2 separate regions of the Homo sapiens genome follow, and region 1 is linked to region 2. A link is an interaction called in ENCODE POLR2A ChIA-PET data of the cell type or tissue named here. Cell type or tissue: IMR-90. All regions are shown on one strand. Links, peaks and the distances in the headings refer to the core of each region. The heading gives the core; the rest is flanking DNA.

Region 1 (5,374 bases), core at 268-5,267, 64 kb after region 2:
AGCAAAGTGTTGGAGGGTTGGGGGTTGCTGGGAAACAGGCTTTGTTTTCTGACTGAGGATAGGGGCAGCAGTCGGGGCACGGTTAAAGCTATGGTATTGAGTCCATAGCCCTGGGTCCGCTTCTGTTCTGTGTGACCCCGGGCAAGTGACTTCACCTCCCTGACCTCCGTTTCCTCTGTAAGGTGGGGACAATAATAGCACCTCCCCCTGGGCGTGGTTGTGAAGACTCCTGTCATGGAAGGTGGAATGCACGCATCCCAGTACCGGAACCCAGCGAGAGTGCAGCACATCTGGACAGGATTGGATTCACAGAGGATCACCCAGCAAACCGGTGACAGAGCCAGAACTCAAACCCAGGTCTCCCAAATCCAGGACCCTCTGGAACCTACAAGCCCGGCACCTGGAAGGGCCCACGATGCAGAGGGGGAGCCTCAGTTCCCTGCCTCAGGCGGAGAGCCCAGAATGACCGCCACTCACCAGGAAAGGTTTTGTGGTTTCTGTGGAGATTAAGAGTTGACAAGAAATAGCTCGGGTAATTATATTAATTTTCCTCAATTTACACATTCTTGCTACTTGCCATTTCCCCAGGAACGTGTAAATGAGGAGTTTAGAGTGGTTGGCAATGCCGTAATTAGGTCTGCATTGTTAAAAAGTGTCTGCTGCGTGTCTTATTATTGGGTCTCTTTCACGGTTGGGCGACCTGTCTCCCATTCAGACTGGGAGCTCACCAAGGGCACGGGTTTATCTTCCACTTCAGCCCGGGGATCGGATTGGAGCATCCTCTGAGGACAGGGAAATATCTCCCCCAGCAGCTTAGAGTCTCCCCCTGGGCAGAAATTAGATCTTCCCCCATGGGAGAGCAGGGTCAGGGCTCCCTAGCAGACTTTTGGCTTCCCCATCAAACCCGGTGATAGGAGCTATGCGTCCTCCAGCAGCCTGGGAGCTCCCTAAGAACAAGGCCATCTCCCCCAGCAGGTGGGGAACATCCCGGGTCAGTGGCTCAGTATCACCCATCAGAGCGGTAGGACTGTGAAGACTAAAGTTCAGACCTCATCCTCCTGCGACCACCCCACCACCCCATGGCCTCCTGCATGAACACACAGGCTCGTGCTTTGGAGTCTAAAGAAAGCAGGCATTGAGGCTGGAAGCGGTGGCTCATGTAATCCCAGCATGGTGGGAGGCTGAGGTGGCAGATTGCTTGAGCCCAGGAGTTCAAGATTGGCCTGACCAACATGGCGAGATCCCGTCTCAACAAAAGATTGGAAAAACTAGCCAGGCATGGTGGCATGTGCCTGTGGTCCCAGCTACTCAGGAGGCTGAGGCAGGAGGATCTTTTGGGCTTGAGCAACACAGCAAGACACTGTCTCAAAAAAAAAAAAAAAAAAGCAGGCACTGGGCCCTTCAGAAGGCATGCTTCAGAGGCTCCATTACCCCCAGGGAACCACAGGGAAGCTCCTGGGCTGTGTGTGTATCCTGGGCTTTCACAGGGCTGGAGCCAGCTGGGGGGCCACACAGAACAAATTGGTGGCAGGAGGGCCAGTTCCACTCTGAAAGGGCAACAGACCTGTGGCCAGGAGCCTGACATGGCTCTGGCCCCAGGGAGTGATGGCTGGGGTCTCCTCCTGAGCCCAGGTTTAGAAACAGATCACACCAGCTTGGACTGAAACACAGCCTCAAGCCCCAGCCTCAGCCCTCCCAGGACCAGATCTCCCCAGGACCTCTTCAGTCCTCCCTCCCCCAGCCCCAGCTCTAGCCCCAGCCCCAGCTCATGGCCCAGCCCCAGCCCCAGCCCTCCCCAGGGCCTCCCTCAGTCCTCCTTCCCTCACCCCCAAGCCTGTGAGCACTCCTGCAGGCCACTGCATCCACCGAGGCTTCATTTCATCTGTCTCCCTTTCTGGTTAATTTTGAGGATTCCCAGAGATAATGCTTGTAGAAGCAGCGGCAGGGCCTGGAGACACACTACAAACCGCTCACACCTGAGGCCCCCTAGGTGCTCACAGCTACCCCTTAAGGAAGCCCTCAAAAGCCCATTTGTTCAGCTGAGGACACAGAAGCCCAGGAGGTAGCACTCGTCTAAGGCCACACAGTCAATATGTAACAGAGCCAAGATCCAAACTCAAATCTGCTCCAACACCTACATCTGCTGTGCCACACCTCCCTGCCTCCAGGAAGCCTTCCTTGGTTGACTCTCCTTGGCGCCAGCATCCTGCCTATTGGACTACATGTTCAGAGAGGACAGGGACACTCTTACATCCTCAGTACCTCTAGCCTAATGTCAGGTACAGCAAAGGTGCTTAGTTGTGTAGTGGGGGTGATTTGGTGGAGACATAGCCTGAAGTTTATTTTTATCCTTTATTGTATGAGTCCTTTCTCACAGTGCTATAAAGAAATTCCTGAGACTGGGTAATTTATAAATAAAGGAGGTTTGATTGACTTACAATTCCCCATGGCTGGGGAGGCCTCAGGAAACTTACAATCATGGTGGAAGGGGAAGCAGACGCCTTCTTCCAAGGCAGTAGGGAGCATCTGAGAGCAGGGGGGCCGGGCGCGGTGGCTCATGCCTGTAATCCCAGCACTTTGGGAGGCTGAGGCGTGTAGGTCACAAGGTCAGGAGATCGAGACCATCCTGGCTAACACGGTGAAACCCCGTCTCTACTAAAAATACAAAAAAATTAGCCGGGCGTGGTGGTGGGCACCTGTGGTCCCAGCTACTCAGGAAGCTGAGGCAAGAGAATGGCATGAACCCTGGAGGCAGAGCCTGCAGTAAGCCGAGATCACACCACTGCACTCCAGCCTGGGCAACAGAGAGAAACTCCGTCTCAAAAAAAAAAAAAAAAAAAGGGCAGGGAAAGCTGATCTCGAGAACCATCAGATCTCATGAGAACTCACTATCACGAGAACAGCATGGGGCAAACTGCCCCCATAATCCAATCACTTCCCACCAGGTCTCTCCCTAAACACTTGGGATTACAACTCAAGATAAGATTTGGGTGAGGACACAAAGCCTAACCGTATCACTTAGAAATCTTGATGAGTTGATGTTTCCCCACCTCCACCTCACTGAGTCGGTGCCATTTATTACATGTTGTGCGGTGGGGGGTAGGAAGAGTGTTATGGCCTTAACATTTGTGTCCCCTCAAAGTTCATGTGTTGATGTTCTAAACCCCAATGTGATGATATTTGGAGGTGGGGCCATTGGGAGTTGATTATGTCATGAGGGTAGAGCCCCCATGATGGGGTTCACACCTTTATAAAAAGAAGAAAGAGGCCGGGCATGGTGGCTTACACCTGTAATCCCAGCACCAGCACTTTAGGAGGCCGAGGTGGGCGGCTCACCTCAGGTCAGGAGTTTGAGACCAGCCTGACCAACATGGTAAAACCCTGTCTCTACTAAAAATACAAAAATTAAGCAGGTGTGGTGGTGCGCACCTGTGATCCCAGCTACTCAGGAGGCTGAGACAGAAGAATTGCTTGAACCCAAGAGGCAGAGGTTGCAGTGAGCCGGGTTCGCACCACTGCACTCCAGCCTGGGTGACAGAGCAAGACTCCGTCTCAAAAAAAAAAAAAAAAAAAAAGGTGAAAGAGAGACCAGAGCTTACACTCTCTGCCACGTGAGGACACTACAAAAAAGCAGCTGCCTGCCACCTGGGAGGAGCCTCCCAGACACTGAATCCCCCAGCTCCTTGCTCTTGCACTTCCAGCCTGCCGAACTGTGAGAATAATTGTTTGTTGTTTAAGACGCCTGGCAAGTGGTGTTTTGTTAGAACGGCGTGAGCTGAGACAGGGGGATATAACCTAGAACAAACAACCAGCTTTGAGTTCCAAATTCCACATCTTTGTGTCCACAGCAAGACTGTCCTCTTGAAAGTCTGGCTTTGTTGGGATGGAAAAAATTTTCAATGATAAAAGCCACAGCTTGCTATGGGCACTTGCTATAGCGCACAGGCAAGCCTGCCGGCTCTCTCCACCTTAGTCCCCTCTCTGGCTAACAAGGAAGCAGACAGAACTGACAGGGACTCACGCCTCCAGGGGCAGCTCAGCCAGGCACCCAGCTGGTGGGGGTCGGAGGAGAAAGCTCTGCACCGTCTCCCAGAGCCCCTCAGCAGACTTGAGCCCGAGGTACCCACTTAGTAACATGTTCAATACCTCCCCCGGCACTGGCTGCCTTCTCTTCCCCATTTTATGCCCCCATCGGGGTTCCCTGGTCTCCCCTCCCAAATAAACGACCTGAATCAAAATCCTTGTCTCAGGCTCTGCTTCCTTTTACAAAGCAAGAACAGAGCTCAGCGCCTGAGCACACAGCTCCTACAGGCCGAAGGGCAGCTTTCTCGTTAGGAAATCCCTTTGTAAGCAGCAAGTCGGCAACGGGATGGACTGGAGGGACCTGCCTGAGGTTGGACTCACCTGGCCTCTAGGAGTCAATCAGAAAGGTTGAAGGGAGCACGAGAGCCCACGGGCAGGGGTCTGATCCCCGACATGCCCCCCAGGGTGGGGATAGCAGGGCAGAGGAGGGGTCTGGGGTACACAGGTCTGTGAGTGTCCTGGGGGTGGAGGCTGGTGGGGGTGTGGAAAGGTTAAGGGGGACTGAGATAGGGTTGGGGGGTACAGAAGGTGAGGTGCCCAAGACCAGAGACAGGCAGCACTGATGATGCCAGCCTGACACCAAGGATGCCAGCCTGACCACCATGGCAGGGGACCTAAGGGCATGGAGACCAAAAGAAGCCAGAATAGAGAGTAGGGACATCTCCAATGCCTCTGCCACTGTGCAGACACCTGCACCCTAGTTATTACCACTGCATCCTATTAGTGTCCCCCGGGTTCATATGCCAGGCGGGGGACAGAAGGGAAGGAAAGGGAAGGAGATAGGCCTAAAAGACTGTCAGTTCACCCCAAATAGACTGTGTTAGCCCCAAGAAGCAGCTTAAGCTCCAGAAATGACTATGTCACCTTTAATGAAGAATTAGAGGCCAGGCACAGTGGCTCATACCTGTAATCCCAGCACTTTGAGAGGCTGAGGTGGGTGGATCACCTGAGGTCAGGAGTTCAAGACCAGCCTGGCCAACATGGAAAAACCCTGTCTCTACTAAAAACACAAAAATTAGCCGGGTGTGGTGGCCAGCACCTGTAACCCCAGCTACTTGGGAGGCTGAGGTAGGAGAATTGCTTGAACTCGGGAGGAGGTTGCAGTGAGCGAAGATGGCGCCACTGCACTCCAGCCTGGGCGAGAGTGAGACTCCGTCTCAAAAAAAAAAAAGAATTAGAGTTTTCTGCTATGGGGTGTCCAAACTACAGTAAGGTCAGTCATCGGAACAAAGTGAGAGGGCCATTTCTGTGCCCCCCACCACAGGCAGTCAGGCTCCAAGGAAGGGGACTG
Region 2 (5,374 bases), core at 129-5,128:
GGCCCACAAAGCCCAAAATGTTTACAATCTGGTCTTTTACAGAAAAAGTTTGCCGCCCCTGTTCTATACGCTTTACAAGTATCATCTCAATCCTCACGATAACCTATGAGGCGGTAACTGCTGTCATCTTCCCATTACAGATGAGTTCTTAGAAGCTCAGAGATGTTAAGTAAATTACCCGCGCCCCCAGCCTCACAGCGGTGAAGCCAGGATCCAAACCCAGGCATTTGACTCCAATGTCTGTATCCTACCCACTTCCCCTATTCTTCCCGGTCAGAGCCCAGGACTGACAACTGCTATCAGCACCACAATCTCAGTGGAGCCACTTCCCTTTCCTGACTATACAGTCCATCTTGGTTTCACTGTGCATGGCGAGAATGACCAGCTCATTGGCCACTATGACCTCTAGATCCTCTTCTGCCACTACTGTCTCTCTGAGGTCTTTCCCAAACTCTGCACTGTGCATGGTAGAAATGACCAGCACATTGGCCAGTATGACCCCTAGATCCTCTTTTAAGCCTTTGGTTCCTATAGGTCTTTCCCAAGCCCACCCTTAAAAGGGCCTATAAACTCACTGCTCTCTGGATACTAAAGAAACTAATCCACGAACACCCTCCAGACTGGGGACTAAGGTAGCAGCTAATGTGATAAAGTCGGTAGCTCTTAGCCAGAGGTCTCTAAAAATTTATGAGAGACAATAAATCTTGCTCTTGGGCTGCCCACTGGCTTCAAATAAACCTGTCCTGCCCCTGATTTTGCAGGTGTAGAAAGTAGAGGTCCCTGGAACTGCTGTCTGAGTTATGAAAATCTCAAGGCCACCCTCCCTGCTTCCTTCTCTCTGAATCTACGAGGAGAGAAAAGGTAGCATACTCTGTTGCCACAGAAACTAGGCTAGGCTAAGTCTGCAGCAGGAAGGATTAAAGATAGATGTCAGGAGGAGGAAGTAATCTGGAGAGAGAGGTATAAGCACACCAATTCTACATCTCTGATTAAAGTTTCTCAAAGAGGCTTCTACCCCATTATTAACTCTGAGCTCAGATGCCAATTATAAACCACAGACCTCATCAATAAATACAAATCAACATATCTAGAAGGCAAATATTTTATTTTTATTTATACGCCTATTAAATGTAGCCATAGCTCATCTGGCTGGAGGAGACCCAAATAATCCAGACACTGCAAGCTGGTGACTCCACAGGCCAGTTTCAGGCCATGGAGCTACTATTATTGGCCTATACTATCTTTCAAAAATTTCAAATAAGTTGCTAACATTTAAAATTTCAATTATTTTGGAGCATAGTTCAGATTTCTGGATTTTCTTGAAAATAATCCAAAGATGTGGCCCAAGAAGCCCTACACAGCAACAGCTGGTTGGCCCCGAGCTGGGGTTGACTCTATGAGCTGAGCACGTGCCCACCAGGCCCCTTGTATTCCCATGCCCTCTTCTGCCCTGCGCCTGGTTTATTTCATGCCTCTGTCTCTCCTGGAGGGCCCCTGCAGGCATGTGGGCTTGTAACACCCTGCCACGATCACCACCACCCCCTTTTTACTGGTGGACAAACTGAGGCTTACAGAGAAGAACTGTCTTGCCTAACAAGAGGCAGGGAATTCGTGACAGAGCAGGTCCCCAATGTCCAGGGCAGGACTCAGCTCAGCCCTGTCTGGAAGGAAAGTCTAGAAGGTGGGTTACTATCTACCAGCTACAAACGTGTCTAAGGTGAAAATTAGATTTTTCTGCTGACTCTGATTTTGCTAGCTTTGTACCAGCTCTTTACAGAGGAAATGGAGAGAAGAGAAACAGCTCTGCAGTGACAAGGAGAAAGTCTCCCCAGACCCTCTCCCTACACTCTGCCACCCCTGCCGGCCCACAGCCATGCCCAATGTGCTCTAGGGATACTGGGGAAGGGAAGGCTGAAGGAAAAGAATCAAGGCGCTCAACAGGACAGATCAGCAGCTGCTTGACTTCACAGCTGGCGATTCTGCAACACAGACCAGTGGAGAATATTGGCCAGGCCTGGGCGACGTAGCAAGAAGCAGGACCTTCTTTGCGACTGACTCACTATGTGACTTTGTCCAAGTCACTTAACCTCTCTGACCCCCCGTCTCTTCATCTGTATAAAAGGGAAATAGCAGCATCAGTAGGTTAAACAGGCTACAACAAAGCACTATTAGTATAGTGTCAGGCACATAGGAGGGATGTCATGAAGCAGTGGACCACTCCTCCCGCTCTGCTTCCTGACACAATTACCCTCCCAAGACTACACTCCTCAGCCTGGTGTCCAAAGACATCTTCAGCCTGCAGCTCCAGCCTCACTCCCCACTCCCTAGCAGTGAGTCAGCAACTCTGCCCCTCACCTCCACCAAACCCAGCCTCCAGGCCTTCGCCCCTGCAGTGAGCCTGACTCAGAGCTCCATTCCCCAAACGCCCCTCCTATTCCAGGCAACCCAGCCCTAGAGGCCCAGCCGGATCACTGTGTCCAAAACTTCCCCAGACCTGGGAACCCCTCTGCACTCTGAGCCCAGCCCGTTCACTGGCTCAGAGGAACTCGGTCCTGTACTTTAACATTCCATTTGATGATATCCTCCATCCTTAGCATCTTAAAAGACCAAAACACAGCTCACATGTGTGGCTCTTCTAGGGTACAGGAGGTACTTGTAGCAGCCAAGTGCCCAGCCTCTCTTCTTCTGACACCAGCACCCCAAAATTCCTTTCCAGGAGTGATCCTCTCCCCAAACTGCAGTCTTGGCAGGACTGTTGAACATGAGCCCTGCACACTGCCAGGCCAGGCCTCGCCACAAGGTCAAATCCCCACCAGTTAGGTCCCCTCTCTCTGGGTACATGGATTTCCAGTCTTGCAAAATTCTCAAGCTGGCTGGAGCCACCCATCCTGGTGGGGTCCCCAGAGGGCCTTGAGCAGATCTTGCTAGAAACACCACCCACCCACCCCCACCTGCCCGCCACCCTATTCCCAACCAGAGTTAGCTGGGTTCCCACCTTTTCCCAGCCAGTCTTTTGGCCCAACTTCAGATACAAGAGTTTCCTTCTGATGATTCCTTTTCTGCTGCAGTTGGCCAGAGGCAATTTCTATTGCTTACACACACGGAGCCCTGACTGATTCTCTAAAACCCCACATCACATATATGCTCACCCCTGCCCCCCAGGACTGAACCCACAGACACCCAGTCCCACCAGAGGGATTCACGAGCACCCATTCTGCACACCCAGGGAGGCTGGGGCCTCATGCTTTCGAGAAAAGCCACACTGCCACCTGCTTGAGTAACGCAGTGTCATTCCTCCCGTGTCAGCAGTCACGGCATCAGACTGAGCCGAGAAGCCAAGCAGGGACATTGTCTCGTGTGAAATAAGTAAATAAAGGCAACAATGAGACATAACTGAGCAGGCAACACATAAAGCAGGTATTTCTGCAGATGCCAAAAATAATAATAAAGCACCTATGGAGGATAAACATGGTGAGCACTGATCTACAGTCAATACCCAAAAAGCAAAGGGCTTACTGCGCACCAAATAACCACTGGACAAGGCAGCCACAAAAGAGCAGTGCCCGGGAGCCATGCACCCAGCCACGGGCTTAGACAAGGCCAAACTCAACCCCCAGGAGAGCAGGGAAGGTCTTAGCCGGGAGAGAAGGATGTGCAGACGTCAGTCCGGGAGGAAAGGGAAGAGAGCGATATCTAAGAAGAGACTCTTTAGAAGCACCCTGAGGCTAAGTTGCCAGCATCGTCTCACCCCTGTACCACAGGGACGGCCCCCACACTGGCCCCCCTGCCTCCGCCTCATCCCCCGGCTCTGTCTCCAGCAGCGAAGTCGGATCCTATCATCCGATGCAACCCCAGCATCTCCTCACTCTTACCGTTCTGACCTCACCTCCTGATGCCCTCCTCACTGTTTCCAGAGCAGGCCTCCACAGTCCCACCGCAGGGCCTTTGCAGACGCTGCTCTCTGCCTGGAACCCCTTCTTCATGATGCTCACCCGTCTCGCTTCCCCCTCAGGTGTCTGCTTCCCCCGTCCCTGACCACTGTGGCCAAAGTCACCTTCTTCATCACTCTCTGTTCCCGTTCCATTCATTGTTCTCCATAGTTCTCCCAACCTGAAACCACATTCATCATCTGCATATCTTGTCTCCCCCAACTAGAATGGAACTGCACGGGGGCAAAACTTTGTCTGTTTTGCCCAGGACTGAATCCTCAGCACCTAGAACAATGGTCAGTACATAATAGATTCATTCATTCATTCATTCAACCATAGCTTAGGAATGAATGAACAAATGAACACCCCTGAGAAAAAAATGCAGTAAGTTCCAGGAATTATGGCTTTCTAGATGATTTATATGGCAGTATGGTCAAAGCTTGGTCTCTGAAGACTACGTGGGTTCCAATCCCAGCTCCATCACATTATGGCTCCCAGTCCTGGGCTAAATATACCCTCTCTGGGCATCAGTTTCCTCATCTGTAAAGTGGGGATAATCACAGCCCCCACCACAGTGGGCTTCAGGGAGGAATAAATGCATTAACACATGGCAAGTCAATTAGGACGGTGCCTGACAGGCTGTCAGCGCCCAAGGTTGTGACTTTTGCTTTTGCTATTGCTACTCTGCAACCAACTTTAGATAGTGGTAGAATAATCAGGAGGCCCTCTTGAATGGGATATTTGCACAGAAGAGGTCCCAGACCGAGTGTGTGTGACATGGGAGCAGAAGACCCGGGTTTGAGCCAGGCTCTGCCACTCATACGCTGTACAATTTCAAGGAATGCACAAGTTCTCTGCCGATTAAGTCAGGGCCAAAGTACCAGTCCCAGCCTCACGAGGCTGCTACAAGGCTCCAGATTGGATCAGGGATGTGAACACAATTTTGGGAAGACAGGGGAGTGAATCAACACATCACATCTATTAGTCACTACATTTGCAAAGCAGCCAAAGTCAAAAAGCCAGGGTTCAGAGGTCCCACCTCCATCACAGCCGTGGAGCACCCAGATGCCTTTGGAGACATCAGCAGTGCTTTCAAAGCCTCAATTACAAGGGCTGGGAGTGTCACAGGGTGTCATTGCTTCTCACATTTTGGTCACAATATCATCCAAAGGCTGAGGGTGACACTGGGAAAATTACAGTAATTACTCTGCAGGAGGGCAGGCCACAGGAAGTTGGCTGCTCTAAAACCTGGGGTGAGATTTAACTCCCTGGGAGTTGAGAGAGGTCTCGAGGGAACCTCTGCCTCACATCCTAGGACCCGGGAAATGGCGCCCATGCCAGATGTAATGAACCCACAGCTCATCAAACCAGGCAGGCAGGAAAGCCTGGTGGGTAAGAGCACAGATGTCAGGTCAGACCAGTCAGCTCTGCCCTGCAAGGGGCCA

The links. ChIA-PET counts read pairs that join two places held together with the same protein. Peaks named below come from ENCODE experiments on the same cell type or tissue, not always from the same donor. Only the 100,000 strongest peaks of a DNase experiment are listed, where the experiment ranks them.
Region 1: POLR2A ChIA-PET joins it to region 2 with 12 read pairs; 2 of 35 experiments call an interaction of 5 or more read pairs at or near these places.

Annotation. Positions count from the first base shown.
Region 1 is chr1:17,701,936-17,707,309 of GRCh38, reverse strand. No RefSeq gene overlaps it. Among named protein-coding and RNA genes, the nearest start is that of LINC02810, 13 kb to the left of the region's middle. In IMR-90, for the core only: no CTCF peak of the experiment used is centred there; no DNase peak of the experiment used is centred there; H3K27me3 peaks cover 1,044 bases.
Region 2 is chr1:17,765,755-17,771,128 of GRCh38, reverse strand. The region is part of intron 1 of ACTL8 (actin like 8); the gene reads right to left. Among named protein-coding and RNA genes, the nearest start is that of ACTL8, 13 kb to the right of the region's middle. RefSeq lists an enhancer at 2,504-3,070. In IMR-90, for the core only: no CTCF peak of the experiment used is centred there; DNase peaks (open chromatin) are centred at 2,038, 2,348 and 4,898; H3K27ac peaks cover 2,968 bases.